Linked DNA regions of Mus musculus: all the other regions are linked to region 2. The links are chromatin loops, found by intact Hi-C in ENCODE. Cell type or tissue: left cerebral cortex. All regions are shown on one strand. Each heading gives the region's core, and the rest is flanking DNA. Links, peaks and the distances in the headings are about the cores only.

Region 1 (5,340 bases), core at 341-5,340, 200 kb after region 2:
TGTGAAAGAGTATTTCAAGGAACTAACTCCTAAGACTGTGGAGACCAGCAAATCCGGGACCTAGGGCAGCAACACGGACTGCTACCATGGCCCAGACAAATTGACAATTAAAATTAACCACCACAGAAAACCAGTTTAGGAAATATGATTTTGTTTTATGTTTTAGTTCCTATTCATTTGAATTACAGAGCGCACCGAGGAAATTGAAGTTCAGAGAAGTTCGAGAGCTGGACAGACTGAGAAACATGTTCCTTTCCTTTGTTCAGTGCAACAGATGGAATCCAGGGCCTTGGCGCTAAGTTGGTGGTTCTCAACCTGTGGGTCATGAATCCCACCAGTCACATCTTAATTATCCTGTATATCAGATATTTACATCAATATCCATATTAGCAGAAGTATAGCTATGAAGTAGCAATGAAATAATTTTTTGTTTGGTGTCACCACATCATGAGGAACTGTATTAAAGGGTTGCAGCACTAGGAAGGTTGAGAACCACTGTAATCCACGCCCCAGCCTTATAGGGAGAAAACATGCTGGATGAGAGTACAGTTTGAGTACATCTGTGCCCTACCACTACATTCTGGGCAGGTTTTTCTTCTTTCTCCTTCCTCACCCTTTGAGTTCCTTTCTTTTGTTACTTGCTTTAATTTGACATAACATGTATCATCTGTCTTCCTTTCTCCTTAAAATGGCTGGTAAACAAAAAAACCCTTAAAAATGTTGGCTCTTAAAAATATTAGGTCTTCTCTCTCACTCCTTTGTTCTCTCACCTCTCACTTCTCTCACTCCTCACACTGCTTTCCTTTTTCTTCTCTCCTCTCTCCTTCCTCTTTGTCCTCTCCTCTCCTCCCTCTTACTCTTTTCTCTAGCCTCCCTCCCCCTTTCTACCTTCTCTCTTTCTCCCTGCATTTCTATAATAAAGTTCTTAAACCATTAAAACAAACAAACAAACAAACAAAAAAAATAGCTCTTGCCTGGCAGTGGTGGTGCATGCCTTTGATCCTAGCACTTGGGAGGCAGAGGCAGGTGGATTTCTGAATTCCAGACCAGCCTGGTCTACAGAGTGAGTTCCAGGAGAACCAGGGATACATAGAGAAACCCTGTCTCAGAAAACCAAAAAAAAAAAAAAAAAAGGTTTTAGGGCTGGTGAGATGACTCAACAGGTAAGAGCACTGACTGTTCTTCTGAAGGTCCTGAGTTCTGAAGGTCCATAACCACCTTTAATGAGATTTGATGCCTTCTTCTGGTATGTCAGAAGTCAGTTATAATATACTTATATATAATAATAAATCCTTTTTAAAAAATTAAAAAAATATGTTAGCTCTTGATAGGAAGACCCATATCCTATTTCTATCAACTATTTCCCTCCTCAAATTATTAGATATTACATTTAAATTTTCACTTTTAAATTTCAAATTCAAGTTTTCATTTCGAGCATATATCTCGAAGTGTAGGCAGAAGGCATGCTCCAAGTGCCTGAGTCTTCAAACTCTTCAAGCATACCTCCTATATCTTGCCACAGAACATCACCAACTGGGGACACTAAGTATTCAAAGGACCAAAACAGGGGGTGTCATTTCACTCAAATCACCACACATATGATGCTATCAAGATCTTCAGACAACATATAGAGCTTGGTGTTTGTATTGAGTCTTCTGTCTTGCTTAACCTGATCTGTGTTGTAGGGCAAGCGGAACCGTATCACCAGACAAAAACTGGGAAGGTTGAGAGGATTCACAAACCCCAGTACTTCTCCTATCTGAGAACCACAGGTGTTCTCATGTACTGCACCTGGTTCCTGTCCTGGTGCCCATGACTATGACACCCCACAGGAACAGCACAGAACAGAGTTCGCCATGCTAACGAGGTATCTAGATGGGTTGGCCCCAAGGGTTTAGCCAATAAGCTTCCCTCCTCAGACATTCCTTTCTGCAAAAGGAACTTAATCTTTGCTCCACCTTCAGTACCCTGGCCTGAGTGTTTGCAGTTCTTCAAAGTTAGATGACTTAATAAACAAGGCTGTCCTTCCCTCTCTAGCGGTCACGCCATCCACCTGTTGCATCACCTGGAAAGTGGTCTTCGGATTCTAGGATCACCTCTGTGATCGCTAAATAATTCAACGGCGCTATTTTCTTCATAAATTTTCGCTTCATTCATTTTTATGAGGATGCCTTGGAGGTGAGGGTGTATTGGCTCCGGTTCACCTCTGGGGAGACGCTAGCATCCGCATCGAAGCTGTGACTTTCTAGACTTGAAGGGCTTGAGAGTTGTCGGAAGCCTCGAGCATTTGGAGACAGACAAGGGCCAGCAGGAGCAGGGCAGAGGGGAGCTGAGCAGCTTAGAGGCCAGGTGGCAGTTGGGAGGGAGGTCGCCCTGCGACCGAAGCTTCGCGGATAGGACACGGCTCATCCGCCCAGGGGTCGGGCCCACAGCCAGGGGAGCTGAGGGCTGGGACGAGGCTCGAGCCCAAGCCCTCTTTCGGACTGACTGGGACACCTCCAGGAGGCGCGCGGGCCAGTCTCGGGATTAGAAGACAGCGCGACTGTCCCCTCCCCCCACCCCTGAGAACTAAGCTGGAGGCGGAGGCGCGAGGCAGGAAGCACCGGGCCGGGGTCCCGACCCCTGACAGGGCCGGCCGGCGCGGGCCGCCAGGTGCCTCACTCACCACGTCGTAGACGTTGAGCACCACTAACTGGTTAGCCCCCATCCTTCTCCCCACGGCCGCCGCCTCGTTCTCCAGCCGCTCGGTCTCCGCGGGGCGGAGACGCTGCCACCCCCGCGGGCGCCTCAGGCAGGGCTCGAGCCGGGCACTAAGCGTCCAGCCCGGCCCACCGCAGCCGGGGCGGAAGCATCCGGCAGCCGGGACCGCTCCCGGGAGACGCTGTCAGGAACCTGTATGAGGACCCGGCTAGACAGGTGGAGAGGCAGCTCCAGCTCAGGCGCCTCCCCTCGGCCGCAGACACGTGGGGGAAGGCGGGGCCTGGGCGAGGGGCGGGCTTTAGGCACCCTGGAGGCGGGGCCGGGCAGGATCCAGGGATGAGCCCGCCTGCGTCTTGAGGTTCTCAGGCTCTGCAGCTGGAGACCTAAAATGGCGACAGGCCGGATGCCTCTTCACCCTGGTGGCTCGAGGTCGCAGAAAGACTACCGTTCCCAGAAAGGAGAGCGGAAACCCGCGATTCCTATTGGGCGTGTAAGCAGTCTGACTACATGTCCCAGCATGCACCAGGATATTGTAGGCACTCACGTCTCCCTGGGAGACTACAGTTCCCAGGATGTCATGCAGGGGATGTCAACCTCCCTCTAGGTTGTGGATTTTGCCTTTATAAGCCTGTTGGAAAATAGGGTCAGGGTCAAACTCCTCTACCACTGCGTAGTGTATGAGTCTCAGCCTCAGCATGCTGGCTTGTGTGCCATTAAAAGACAAAAGTACATAGAGTTTGTCCAGGGAACCTTCGCTGTTAGTCCTTGGTTAGCAGAGACTCCATTTGCCTTTTAGTTTTCAGTGCTGTTTTTGGAGTTTGTAGCGTGAGATGTGAATACAACGTAATGTGAAGAAGTGATGACTAAGTTTTCCAAAGCCCTTCTGCTTTTTTTCTTTTTTAATTTTTGAAAATAAAGAAGTGAGGCAATAAATGGAGGAAGGTTACCCTTGTAAAAGTGGGATGTAAGAAAGTCTCAGTTAACCCTCAAAACAGAATTCACATTTAGTGAGAGTATCCTGCGCTGGTTGGAAGAGTGTAGCAACTCATAGATTAGCTCAGTCCTAGGACACAGTGTTTGCGCACCCATTCAACAAATATATTTTGTGTTCCTAGTGTATGCCATGTAATATGGTAGACCTGGGAATTCAGCAACTGAACAGACACGGGAGACAAACAAAATTCCAGCAATGAGTATTTTGTAGAAAAATTGAGATAATTTAGAGTTATCTTAGGATGTGTGGGCAATGACTAGTTTTAAGCTAGAATCTGAATGACAGAAAGCTAGTCAAAAATAAGAAAGCCAAGAATTCCAATTAGAGGAGACATAAGTACATAGACATAAGACATGTTTTCTGTATTTAAGGAACAAAATAAAAGTTCTCTGTGGCTAGAACATAATGAGCAAAGAGGTGATCTGTGGACAGACAGTTAACTGGTCAGAAGACATCCTGAGTTTTCAGTTAACTAAGATTGAATATCTATTTTACATTTTAGATTTATCAATTGTGTGTGTGTTTGTGTGTCTCTGTGTGTGAAAGAGTGGAAGAGAGAGTCAGAGAGAGAAAGACAGAGACAGAGACAAAGACATCGAGGGGTGCAGGTGACCAAAGAGGACAGAGGGCAGGAATGCTCTGCAACCGAAGTTATAGGCTGCTGTAAGTTGCTTGACCTGAGTGTTGGGAACCAAACTGAGATCCTCTGCAGAGCAACAAGTGCTTTTAGTGGGCAAGCCATCTCTCCAAACTCTGAGGTTGGATTTTAAATGAAGAGTTGGTAGGGTTTGAGCCAAGGAACGACATGAATATGTACATAAGTCTCTTAAAAGATTGCTTGAGAGCTGGAGAGATGGCTCAGTGGTTAAGAGCACTGGCTGCTCTTCCAGAGGTCCTGAGTTCAAGTCCCAGCAACCACATGGTGGGTAACAACCATCTATATTTGGGATCAGATGCCCTCTTCTGGTATGTCTGAAGACAGCTACAATGTACTCAGATAAATAAAGTAAATAACTCTTTAAAAAAATAAAAATTGCTTGAGTTTCTTTCTGTTGGGTACACTCTCAAAAATAGGTCCTAGATTTTTCACACATTTGGGTAGATAGTATGCTATTCATAATATATCAAACATTTGAGGAAGAAACAGGTTAGAAAGGGAAATGAAATTACTGTTAGGTCATGTTATATTTTCAGTGCCTTTTAGAGGCTCATGAGATGTTGAGTAGGCATTTGCATAAATGAAATGGAGTCACAACCATTAATCTGACTAAAATAATCGTTTCAGTAGAACTTAAAGCCCAGAGACTTGTTGGGCAGTTTTTCTGTTGCTGTGATAACACATGCTCTGACAGAAAGCAGCTTAGGGTAGAACAGGTTTAGGGGGTCACAGTCTATCACTGAAGGAAGTCAGGACAGGGAACGAACTTAAAGCAAGCACCTTGGAAGAGCAGTGCCTGCTGGCTCAGTCACTGGCTTATGCTTGCTAGCTTTTTTACAAAACTCAAGAGAACCTGTCCAGGCAATGTGACACCCAGGGTAGACTGGGCCCTCTTATATCAATTATTTAAGATAATACCCACAAGCTAATTTGGTCAAGGTAATCCATTAACTGGGAATTCTTTTGCAGGTGACTATAGGCTATGTGA
Region 2 (5,836 bases), core at 424-5,423:
ATGCTGACTGATCTCTGCCCTTGAAGAGTCTATCAATGCTTCTTGTTTACTTTTTTTCTCTTTCATTATTTCCTGATTCTACAACCACAAAATAGTCTTTGGATCCTCTTCTGCTCCTATTAAAATAATGCTACTCTGCTCTAAATTATAATTCTTCTTATGTCTTCCTTACGATATCCCAAATTCCTTAAAGCAGACAGGTAATGGATCCTGCCTCTGATTTCAATGTCATCAAAATTAAATGAGTAATGGAAAGTTTTTACATTAGTGATAAAAGCATTCATAGACAAAAGCCTTTAAAAGAACATACAAGAGTAAGTCTCTTAAATAAACATTTTTATTCAAATGTTTCTCTTCCTGTTGATGAAATAAGGCAATTTGTAAGAAATAACTAGGAATTATTCAATAGAGACAATAGTGAATCAAGACTGTCATCTAGAATTTCTAGATCCTGCTTTTTAGTCACTTAGGCTTTTTCTGGCTGCTTTCTCTGTATTTACTAGAGTGGCAAGAAGAATAAGCTCTTTTGTGAATATTTCATATTTTAGCATCATTCAAAACTGTCTTCCCCTAAAAAAACATTCGTTTGAATATCATCCCTAGCCCTTACAACTTCACAATCAGTAACGATTTTCCTGATTCATAGAACAGGAAAACACTATATGCCATGTAATGCATATTCAATTTAATCTAAAAAGCAAAACTCTATTTGACAGATTTCTTTGGGTTATGAAACTATAGCCACTGGTCACTACATAATTCCAACTGATTAAAAATATAGACGATGGGGCTGGAGAGATGTCTCAGTGGTTAAAAGCACTGACTGCTCTTCCAAAGGTCCTGGGTTCAATTCCCAGCAACCACATGGTGGCTCACAATCATGTACAATGTGATCTGACGTGCTCTTCTGATGTGTCTGAAGACAGCTAGAGTGTACTCATACACATAAATCTTTAAAAAATATAGATATTTCAATATATATTCTCCAGAGTAAAACATATCCTGAGGAATAGTTTATAAGAGTCTTCACCAGTTTAAAAAAATCCAAAGTCTGATAGGCAAGAGGCAGTGAAATACTAAAAGGGCAATATTAAAGCTGACAATGGTGGTGTAGACCTTCAATCCCTGCAGAGGGGCAGAGGGGCAGAGGGGCAGAGGGGCAGAGGGGCAGAGGGGCAGAGGGGCAGAGGGTCTCTGAGAGTTTGAGGCCAGCCTGTTCTACAAAGATAGTTCCAAGATAGCCAGAACTACACAAACTCTGCCTCAAAACAACAACTAAACAACAACAGGGGGCAAAATTAATTAAGAAAAGATTCCCATGGAACACAAAAAGTTTAAATCCAGAGAATAATTTATTAACCAGTAGAGTAGGCTGTTAGTCATACAATACGCATGCTCTTCTCGAATCTCCTGCTCCAGTTATCCAACTTTTCCCTTCATGATTAACTTTTCCTAGTCTGTTACTCTACCTCTCATCTCCAGACTTACACTGGAACCTACTAGAAGAGAAACCTCGCTTCTAGTTACCAGCAGACCATGCCCTGTCAACGTTAACTTCTAGATATAGCATGAGGAATCCTTTTCTATCAATAGCTCCCTGTTCATTTAAAAATTTATAAACAATACAAAGAAGAAAGAGCTTAGAGCTGTAATTAAGAGCCAAGACTTCTTACTGTTGAATTTCTTCTAAGTACTTTTAAGCCAACAGAAATAATGCTGGAGAAATTTCATGTGTCAATGCATAGCCAAGAAATTTCAGGCTTTTCAGGGGAAGGCTATCCTTTACAAAACAAAAATTAAGTAACCAAAGGAGAGTGAACACACCCAAACGTAGCCTCCCTGCGGCGATCATTCTCTACCAGGTGCTTCTTCTAGGGGTATTATTGCACTTGGAACCTGAGGGGATCCAGCCTTTGAACCCTAGCCTGAATGTTTTCAGTTCTTCAAAGTTAGATGACATAATAAACAAGGCTGTCTTTCCCTCTCTAGCGGTCACGTCATCCACCTGTTGCATCACCTGGAAAGTGGCCTTCGGATTCTAGGATCACCTCTGTGATCGCTAAATAATTCAATGGCGCTATTTTCTACATAAATTTTCGCTTCTTTCATTTTTATGAGGATGCCTTGGAGGTGAGGGTGTATTGGCTCCGGTTCACCTCTGGGGAGACGCTAGCATCCGCATCGAAGCTGTGACTTTCTAGACTTGAAGGGCTTGAGAGTTGTCGGAAGCCTCGAGCATTTGGAGACAGACAAGGGCCAGCAGGAGCAGGGCAGAGGGGAGCTGAGCAGCTTAGAGGCCAGGTGGCAGTTGGGAGGGAGGTCGCCCTGCGACCGAAGCTTCGCGGATAGGACACGGCTCATCCGCCCAGGGGTCGGGCCCACAGCCAGGGGAGCTGAGGGCTGGGACGAGGCTCGAGCCCAAGCCCTCTTTCGGACTGACTGGGACACCTCCAGGAGGCGCGCGGGCCAGTCTCGGGATTAGAAGACAGCGCGACTGTCCCCTCCCCCCACCCCTGAGAACTAAGCTGGAGGCGGAGGCGCGAGGCAGGAAGCACCGGGCCGGGGTCCCGACCCCTGACAGGGCCGGCCAGCGCGGGCCGCCAGGGGACGCACTCACCATGTCGTAGACGTTGAGCACCACTAACTGGTTAGCCCCCATCCTTCTCCCCACGGCCGCCGCCTCGTCCTCCAGCCGCTCGGTCTCCGCGGGGCGGAGGCCGCTGCCACCCCCGCGGGCGCCTCAGGCAGGGCTCGAGCCGGGCACTAAGCGTCCAGCCCGGCCCACCGCAGCCGGGGCGGAAGCATCCGGCAGCCGGGACCGCTCCCGGGAGACGCTGTCAGAAACCTGTACGAGGACCCGGCCAGACAGGTGGAGAGGCAGCTCCAGCTCAGGCGCCTCCCCTCGGCCGCAGACACGTGGGGGAAGGCGGGGCCTGGGCGAGGGGCGGGCTTTAGGCACCCTGGAGGCGGGGCCGGCCAGGATCCAGGGATGAGCCCGCCTGCGCGTTGAGGCTCTCAGGCTCTGCAGCTGGAGACCTAAAATGGCGACAGGCCGGATGCCTCTTCACCCTGGTGGCTCGAGGTCGCAGAAAGACTACCGTTCCCAGAAAGCAGAGGGAGAACCCGCGATTCCTATTGGGCGTGTAAGCAGTCTGACTACATATCCCAGCATTCACCAGGATATTGTAGGCACTCACGTCTCCCTGGGAGACTACAGTTCCCAGAAAGTCCTGCGAAGAGTTTGTCAGGGGAACCTTCGCTGTTCGTCCTTGGCGAGCAGAGACTCCATTTGCCTTTTAGTTTTCAGTGCTGTTTCTGGTGTTTGTAGCGTGAGATGTGAATCCAACGCAATGTGAAGAAGTGATGACTAAGTTTTCCAAAGCCCTTCTGCTTTTTTTTTAATTTTTGAAAATATAGAAGTGAGGCAATAAAGGGAGGAAGGTTACCCTTGTAAAAGTAGGATGTAAGAAAGTCTCCTTTAACCCTCAAAACGGAATTCACATTTCGTGAATGACAGAAAGCTAGTCAAATATAAGAGAGCCAAGAATTCCAATTAGAGGAGACAAAAGTACATAGACATAAGACATGTTTTTTGTACTTAAGGAACAAAATAAAAGTTCTCTGTGGCTAGAATATAATGAGCAAAGAGGTGATCTGTGGACAGGCAGTTAACTGGTCAGAAGACATCCTGAGTTTTCAGTTAGCTGAGATTGAATATCTATTTTACATTTTAGATTTATCAATTGTGTGTGTGTTTGTGTGTCTCTGTGTGTGAAAGAGTGAAAGAGACTGAGAAAGACAGAAGACAGAGACAAAGACAGCAAGGGGTGCAGGTGACCAAAGAGGACAGAGGGCAGGGATGCTCTGCAACCGAAGTTATAGGCTGCTGTAAGTTGCTTGACCTGAGTGTTGGGAACCAAACTGAGATCCTCTGCAGAGCAACAAGTACTTTTAGTGGGCAAGCCATCTCTCCAAACTCTGAGGTTGGATTTTAAATGAAGAGTTGGTAGGGTTTGAGCCAAGGAACGACATGAATATGTACATAAGTCTCTTAAAAGATTGCTTGAGAGCTAGAGAGAAAGCTCAATGCTTAAGAGTACTGGCTGCTCTTCCAGAGGTCCTGAGTTCAATTTCCAGCAAACACATGGTGGCTTACAACCATCTATATTTGGGATCAGATGCCCTCCTCTGATATGTCTGAAGACAGATATGATGTACTCAGATAAATAAATAACTTTAAAAAATTAAAAATTGCTTGAGTTTCTGTGTGAAATTTTAATGAGGCAAGGGAAATAGAAACATGACCATTAACGTGGTAAATTGTAAAAGTGGCTTCTCAAATTATATATGACCTTTGATGCCTCTCTCTACTGTCTTTAGCAAGCTTTGGCTTGATTTGGTCAATGGGTTATTAACAGATATAATGCAAGAGATTTAAAAGGCACTTTGGATTTGTGGCTTGGTTTCTTCCTCATCTTGGGAGTCTAGTGACCAGCCTTATATTAAAAAGTGTGGACATTAAATTTGTTGGGGGAGTTAGGGGTAGTCTCAAAAATAGGTCCTGGATGTTTGACAAATTTGGGTAGATAGTATGTTATTCATAATATATCAAACATTTGAGGGAGAAGCAGGTTAGAAAGGGAAATGAAATTACTGTTAGGTCATGTTATATTTTCAGTGCCTTTTAGAGTCTCATGAGATGTTGAGTAGGCATTTGCATAAATGAAATGGAGTCACAACCATTAATCTGACTAAAATAAACATTTCAGTAGAACTTAAAGCCTAGAGACTTGTTGGGCAGTCTTTCTGTTGCTGTGATAACACCTGCTCTGACAGAAAGCAGCTTAGGGCAGAACAGGTTTAGGGGTCACAGTCTATCACAGAAGGAAGTCAGGACAGGGCAGGAACTTAAAGCAAGCACCTTGGAGGAGCAGTGCCTGCTGGCTCAATCACTGGTTTATGCTTGGCTAGCTTTTTTAAGAAACTCAAGACAACCTCTCCAGGGGATGTAACACCCAGGGTATACTGGGCCCTCTTATATCAATTAGTTAAGACAATACCCACAGGCTAATTTGATAAAGGTAATCCGTTAATTGGAACTTCTTTTGCAGATGACTATAGGCTATGTGAAATTAAGGGTTGAAGCACTAGGAAATATTGAAAAAATGCAGCTGGAAAGAAATATTAAAAGGGGGAGGAGGTGGGAGGTCAGGCTAAAGAAGGCAATATGGGGAGGACAACTAACATGAATAGCCTTTGGAAAAACCATATGGAAATGTACTATTGTAAAAGCATCATAACATTATTTAACATTACTCTAACATTACACTATTGCCAAGTCTATTGGTTACTATTTTTGTTTTGTTTTGTTTTGTTTTTTGAGACAGGGTTTCTCTGTATAGCCCTGGCTGTCCTGGAACTCACTTTGGAGACCAGGCTGGCCTTGAACTCAGAAATCTGCCTGCCTCTGCCTCCCAAGTGCTGGGATTAAAGGCGTATGCCACCACCACCTGGCTTGGTTACTTTTTTTAAAAGATTTATTTTTTATGTATGTGAGTACACTGTAGCTGTACAGATGGTTGTGATCTTTCATGTGGTTGTTGGGAATTGAGTTTTAGGACCTCTGCTCACTTGTGTCAGCCCTGCTAGCTCAGGCTCTGCTTCCTTCTACCCAAAGATTTATTTATTACTATACATAAGTACACTGCAGCTGACTTCAGATGCACCAGAAGAGAGCATCAGATATCATTACAGGTGTTTGTGAGCCACCTTGTGGTTGCAATGTGGTTACTGGGATTTGAACTCAGGACCTTTGGTCAGTGCTCATATCCGCTGA
Region 3 (5,340 bases), core at 341-5,340, 390 kb after region 2:
TGGTTTTGTGTCAACTTCACACAAGCTGGAGTTATCACAGAGAAAGGAGCTTCAGGTGAGGAAATGCCTCCATGAGATTCAGCTGTAAGGCATTTTCTCAATTAGTGATAAAGGTGGGAGGGCCCCTTGTGAGTGGTACCACCTCTGGGCTGGTAGTCTTGGGTTCTATAAGAGAGCAAGCTGAGCAAGCCAGAGGAAGCAAGCCAGTAAGTAACATCCCTCCATGGCCTCTACATCAGCTCCTGTTTCTTGACCTGCTTGAGTTCCAGTCCTGACTTCCTTTAGTGACCAACAGCAATGTGGAAAGTATAAGTTGAATAAACCCTTTCTTCCCCCAACTTGCTTCTTGATCATGATGTTTGTGCAGGAATAGAAACCCTGACTAAGACAGCCTCCTTGTTCTATTCCATTCTTCATTGCCTAAGCTTGCCTGTCCTGGAACTTGCTCTGTAGACTGACTTTGAACTCAGAGATCTGCATGCCTGTCTCCTAAGCACTGGGATTAATGATATGTTTCACCAAGTCTGGATTTAAGTTTTTCTTCTTCTAGAACTTGTTCTGTTCTAGGCTGGCCTTAAACTCAAAGATTTGCTTCCCTTTGCCTCCTGGGATTAGAGGTTTGTACTAACATGCCTGATCCTAAACTTAATGGGGGGGGGGGGGGGGAGAAGGGCTGGTTGCCCTAAGGTTACTCCTCCCTTAATTCAGTTCAATATCCTTGAACACAGGTTTCAGTTCCACTTCACTTCCTGGAGCCCCTTTAAAATTCAAACCATATATTTTCTATTTTTCATTTCTCATCTTGATATGTTTGTTTAAAATGCTCTTCATGAGACTTAACCAGATAACAAAGTCTATGATGGGAGTTTCTGAGACTTCCTTTATCTGAATGCAATGAATCTGAGATTCTTCACTTTAGCCTCAGGCAGATCCTTCAGACAAAGGCAAAAAGTAGCCACATTCTTGACCAAAATACCACAAAACAGTCTCTAGTCCACATATTGAAATTCTTACTGAAACCTCTTGGGCCAGGTCTGCACAATTCAATTCATTCTCAGTAACAAAATCTTCCATATTCCTACTAGGATGTTCCATTAAGCTCCATTTAAAGCATCCCACTGCTTTCCAAATCCTAAGTCCCAAAATCCACATTCTTCCAAACAAAAGCATGGTCAGGCCTATCACAATAATACCTGACTCCTGGTAGCAACCTCTGTCTTAGTTTGGGTTTTACTGCTGTGAACAGACCACTCCCAGGGCCCAGCATATACAAACCATCACAGAGTAGGTGGGCAGGGGTGTTGATATTCTGTCTAAACTCCACCTCATAGTTCTTGGCAGCAGCCAGGTAGGCTTGGCCCAGTATAAAAGGGGCTGCTTGGCCCCTTCTCTCTCTCTTACCCTTTTGCTCTCTTGCTTCTCTCTTGTCCCTTGTGCCCCTTCTCTCCAATTCCCTCCCCCTCCTCTCTCCACGTGGCTATGACCGGCCACTACGTCTCTACTCTCTCCTTCTCTCTGCCTCTCTCTGCCTCTACTACCCTCTTAAAACCCCCCCCCCCATGCCCTGAATAAACTCTATTCTATACTATAGTGGTGTGTGTCTGGTTCCTCAGGGGGAAGGGATGCCTCCACCTGGGCCCACTGAATAACCCCCTTCCTCCACACCCTGCCAGAACATATTCTTATAGCTCTTTCTCTTTTTTATGGTCACAACAAGGGGAATGTTGATAGGTTTCCTCTTTTGGCCCTCAAATTGGCCTTAGCAAGGACTCCCAAATGAGTAGTCAAGCATGTGGGATGATTAAGAAGTACTCTGGATGGCCAGGCACTATCAGGCTCTAGAGACTTGTGGCAAGAATCCAGAAAAACAAATGACCTCAGTTCTCTATTGCTGACTCCTGTGGTTTCAAGGCAGTTGGCATGGTTTAACCAAAGTGGAGAGACTTTTAAAATGGCTACCAAGGGGGGGGGGGGGAGAAGTCAGGACCAGGAGAACAGAAGTAGTAGATCACCGTTCATGTCCCAACTGGTGATCTTGATTCACTGTGTTACCTGTGCTCAGAGGTCTTAGTATAGCATAGATTCTCCGTACTTAATGATAAGACCAGTACTGGTACAGTAAGTACTCCTATTATAATCACACCTGAAACCCTGCCCACCATAGAATTCAAGCAGAGACTGGTCTGATTAGTATATGAGTAGGAGAACTATGCAATGTAAAACTGGACTTTATAGATGCTCGGTGATCAGGACACTGGGAGACAGCACACAGGATATGATTCTATGCCATATGGATTTGTTTGTAATGGTGAGTATTAAATCCTAGGTCTTACATGTGCTAGCAAGCAATGAGCTACATTCTTTATTATTAGTCTTTTTTCAAAGCAATTATTTCCTTTACCAAAATTTAATGTCACAGTTTGGGTTGCAGTGAGAACATTAGATCAGGGCTGGAGAGGCAGCTCAGTAGTTAGGAGCACGTGCTGCTCTTCCAGAGCATCTGGATTCCCTCTTTAGCACCTGTTGTCTCAGTGGTTCTCAACTTTCCTAATGCTGTGACCCTTTAATACAGTTCCTCAGGTTGTGGTTGCCCCATCCCCCAACTATACAATTACTTCACTGCTATTTTATAACTGTAATTTTGCTATTGTTGTGAATCATAATGTAAATACCTAACAGATATGACATCTGATATGCAGTCCCTGTGAAAGGGTTGATTGACTCCCTAAGGGGGTCTCAACTCATAGGTTGAGAACAGCTGTATTTTCAGATGTCTCACGACCACCTGTTGCTCTGACTCCCAGGGATCTGAGGCCCTCTGCTGGCCTTCAGACAGACAGACAGACACACAACATGGTATGTGACCTCTCACACACAAATAATATAAATAAGTAAATAAATACATAGATAAACCCACATTAGATAGACAATAGGCACACTCTGTAATCAGTTACAATTAAAACACTGAGAAGCACCTAGGCTTACTCAATCTGCAAACTGTCCAAAGTACCATTTTAACGCCCATGAGAGGAACTGATAAGCTATTTAAGAGTTCGAAGGTCTGGGGGGCGAATAACTCAGTGGTACAGTATTCGCATCAAATTACAAGGTTCTGAATTTGATCTCCAACACTTCAACAGAGAAAAAATGGGAGAAGAGAAATTGTTTTGTAGAACGAACGTATTTTACAAAATATTGTAAACTTTAAGGTTGTGGGGATCAAATAACCCAGGTACATTCGGATATGACATAGGCAATTGACTCATCTTTGTGCCCCAGATACTGTAAAAATGGGAAGAGTTAGGATGCTATCTCTAGATTTCATTTTTACTGCTTTTAGTTTGCACTTTTAGTCCCTTTTCAGTTCTAAATTTATTCGGCTCCACTCCAGCCTCCACATATTTTTAAATCCCAGTTTACATTTTGTAAGGGTATTTCATTCTTTAAGATACCCAAGTGTTTAGACACAGAAAACCAAATTGGCTTTTAGAGACCGAAACCAGCCAACCCTGACACTGTGGTGCCATGCCTTGGCCATCTCACAGAGCATTGCATGCTGGGAATTGTAGTTCCACACTCTTTCACCCCCTTCCCTACCGCGAGTTTGAAAGGCCAGAGGCTGGTGGGCGGGCACAGAGGGCGGAACTCTCCGTTAGCCCCGCCCCCTGGCCTCCGCTCTCGCGCGGTTCTCCCCGGAGCAGCGCGCCAAGCCGGGGATGGGGTGTGGCCTCCGCCCTGGGGTGGCGGCAGTTGAGGCCGTGGCGCCTGCGGGCCGCGCAGAGGCTTCGGCCTGCGCCAAGTGTGGTCCCGCCCTGAGCGGGCGGGCGGCGGAGCGCGGGGCGGGGCCTGGAGAGAGGGTGGCGGCCCTCGGGGCGGGGGCGGGGCCGGCCTCTGGCTCCTTCTTCCTCCGCATGTGGCTGGTGGCGGCGCAGCAGTTGGGTTCACGTTCCGTTCTCCTGCCCCGTCTCCTTAAGGCTCTTCTGCCCTGCCGGGAGCCATGTCGATCTCCGAGAGCAGCCCGGCGGCCACCTCCCTGCCCAACGGCGACTGTGGCCGCCCCAGGGCGCGGTCCGGAGGGAACCGGGTGACTGTGGTGCTGGGAGCGCAGTGGGGCGACGAGGGCAAAGGGAAGGTGGTGGATCTACTGGCGCAGGACGCCGACATCGTGTGCCGCTGCCAGGTGAGGGAAGCCGGGCCCTTTCTGGGACGGCCGGCGCGGTGAGGTGTCACCTTGAGGTGCGTCCCTCGGGCTGGGAGCTGCGGGGAACCCCTGCCCTGGAGTCTCCGGTGACGCTCCGGGTGACTCTGGAGGAACCTGGAAGATGCGCGATGTTGGAGCTGCATTTCGGGGTCTGGGGACTGGGCTGGCGGTGCGCCGCGGGCAGAGTTGAGGGAGCTTCCGCCCGAGGCCTGCTCGGGACTCTGGCTAGACCCGGCCAGGCCCACCCGCCGGCGCGGACTAGGAAGGGTCCTTTTCCCCAATTTCCCTGAAATCGAGATTCAGCACTGCATTACCTACAGGCTTAGGCACGCAGAACCTCGCCTCCATCGGTCCACTTTGTTGATAGCAGAATCCGCTACGGGGCGATGAGACTGTTTGGGGCCCTCCGGTGCTTTTGTTTGTTTTTTGTTTTTAACTCGTATTTCATAGACTACTATTAAGGGGAGATCTGTTTTTATTACTCACCGGTCCTTAAGGAATCCCCAGTAAGTTGAAAAGTGAGTGTGAGGCAACTAAATACGGAGATTTCAAGTCGGATAATTTAGAAATGTTTACAATGCTTCGGTAATATAAAAAGTTGACTTTCAGGAAATCCAGTGTTTCCTACCCGGAGACACGTGGGTTTTAGTGTTAGTTTTTTTTTTTTTTTTTTTTTTTTTTCTTATTAGTCATTTGCTTTGAAGCAGCCTAGAGGGTAGGCCTTTGAAAAAGGCTCTCAGAAAACTATCATCCCCGTTTCAGAATTCAAAATAAATGAGCAGTTCCCACATTCAAAACAAGGTGCAGTGTTGGAAGTTAATGGTGGCGTATTTAGATTGTAAGAATTTTTTTCTCCCTGAAGGTACATGGTTTTGTGTGGGGGTGCCTTGTGGTCTAGGCTAATCGTGGAAAGCTTTTTTACCTAAAATTGAAACGTATGAAGAAACCGGCCTGTAAAAGGCCAGGTGCTTTGACTTGGGTCATCTTTTTACTGTGTGTGGAGCCCTATTGCTCCAACTGCCGCTTTACCACCATTCTTCAATTCACAGGGTTCTTTCACAGGTTCTTTCTCTTCCAGCAGCTTGTCTGGCAACATGCATATTTAATGGTGCTCTCACAGGTGTTGGCCTGGAATCTGA

What was found. A loop is a pair of places that touch in the nucleus more often than their neighbours do. Peaks named below come from ENCODE experiments on the same cell type or tissue, not always from the same donor. Only the 100,000 strongest peaks of a DNase experiment are listed, where the experiment ranks them.
Region 1: it touches region 2 in a loop (4-fold over the local background); 21 of 42 quality-filtered maps call a loop at or near these places.
Region 3: a loop joins it to region 2, with 3 times the contacts of the local background. A loop is called at or near these places in 8 of 42 quality-filtered maps.

The regions. Positions count from the first base shown.
Region 1 is chr1:177,981,030-177,986,369 of GRCm38, reverse strand. It overlaps a transcript of Catspere2 not described here. Among named protein-coding and RNA genes, the nearest start is that of Catspere2, 7.7 kb to the left of the region's middle. In left cerebral cortex, for the core only: a CTCF peak has its summit at 3,282; a DNase peak (open chromatin) is centred at 3,125; H3K4me3 peaks cover 1,294 bases; H3K27ac peaks cover 1,156 bases.
Region 2 is chr1:178,184,739-178,190,574 of GRCm38, reverse strand. It overlaps Desi2 (desumoylating isopeptidase 2), which reads right to left and starts at 3,158. Exons shown (of 5, transcript NM_024282.3): 1 at 2,618-3,158. The coding sequence starts at 2,659. In left cerebral cortex, for the core only: CTCF peaks have their summits at 2,113 and 2,587; DNase peaks (open chromatin) are centred at 1,908, 3,078 and 3,682; H3K4me3 peaks cover 2,365 bases; H3K27ac peaks cover 1,375 bases.
Region 3 is chr1:177,795,052-177,800,391 of GRCm38, reverse strand. It overlaps Adss (adenylosuccinate synthetase, non muscle), which reads left to right and starts at 3,883. Exons shown (of 13, transcript NM_007422.3): 1 at 3,883-4,180. The coding sequence starts at 3,998. In left cerebral cortex, for the core only: a CTCF peak has its summit at 2,824 (motif pointing left); DNase peaks (open chromatin) are centred at 3,663, 4,297, 4,360 and 5,213; H3K4me3 peaks cover 2,022 bases; H3K27ac peaks cover 1,562 bases.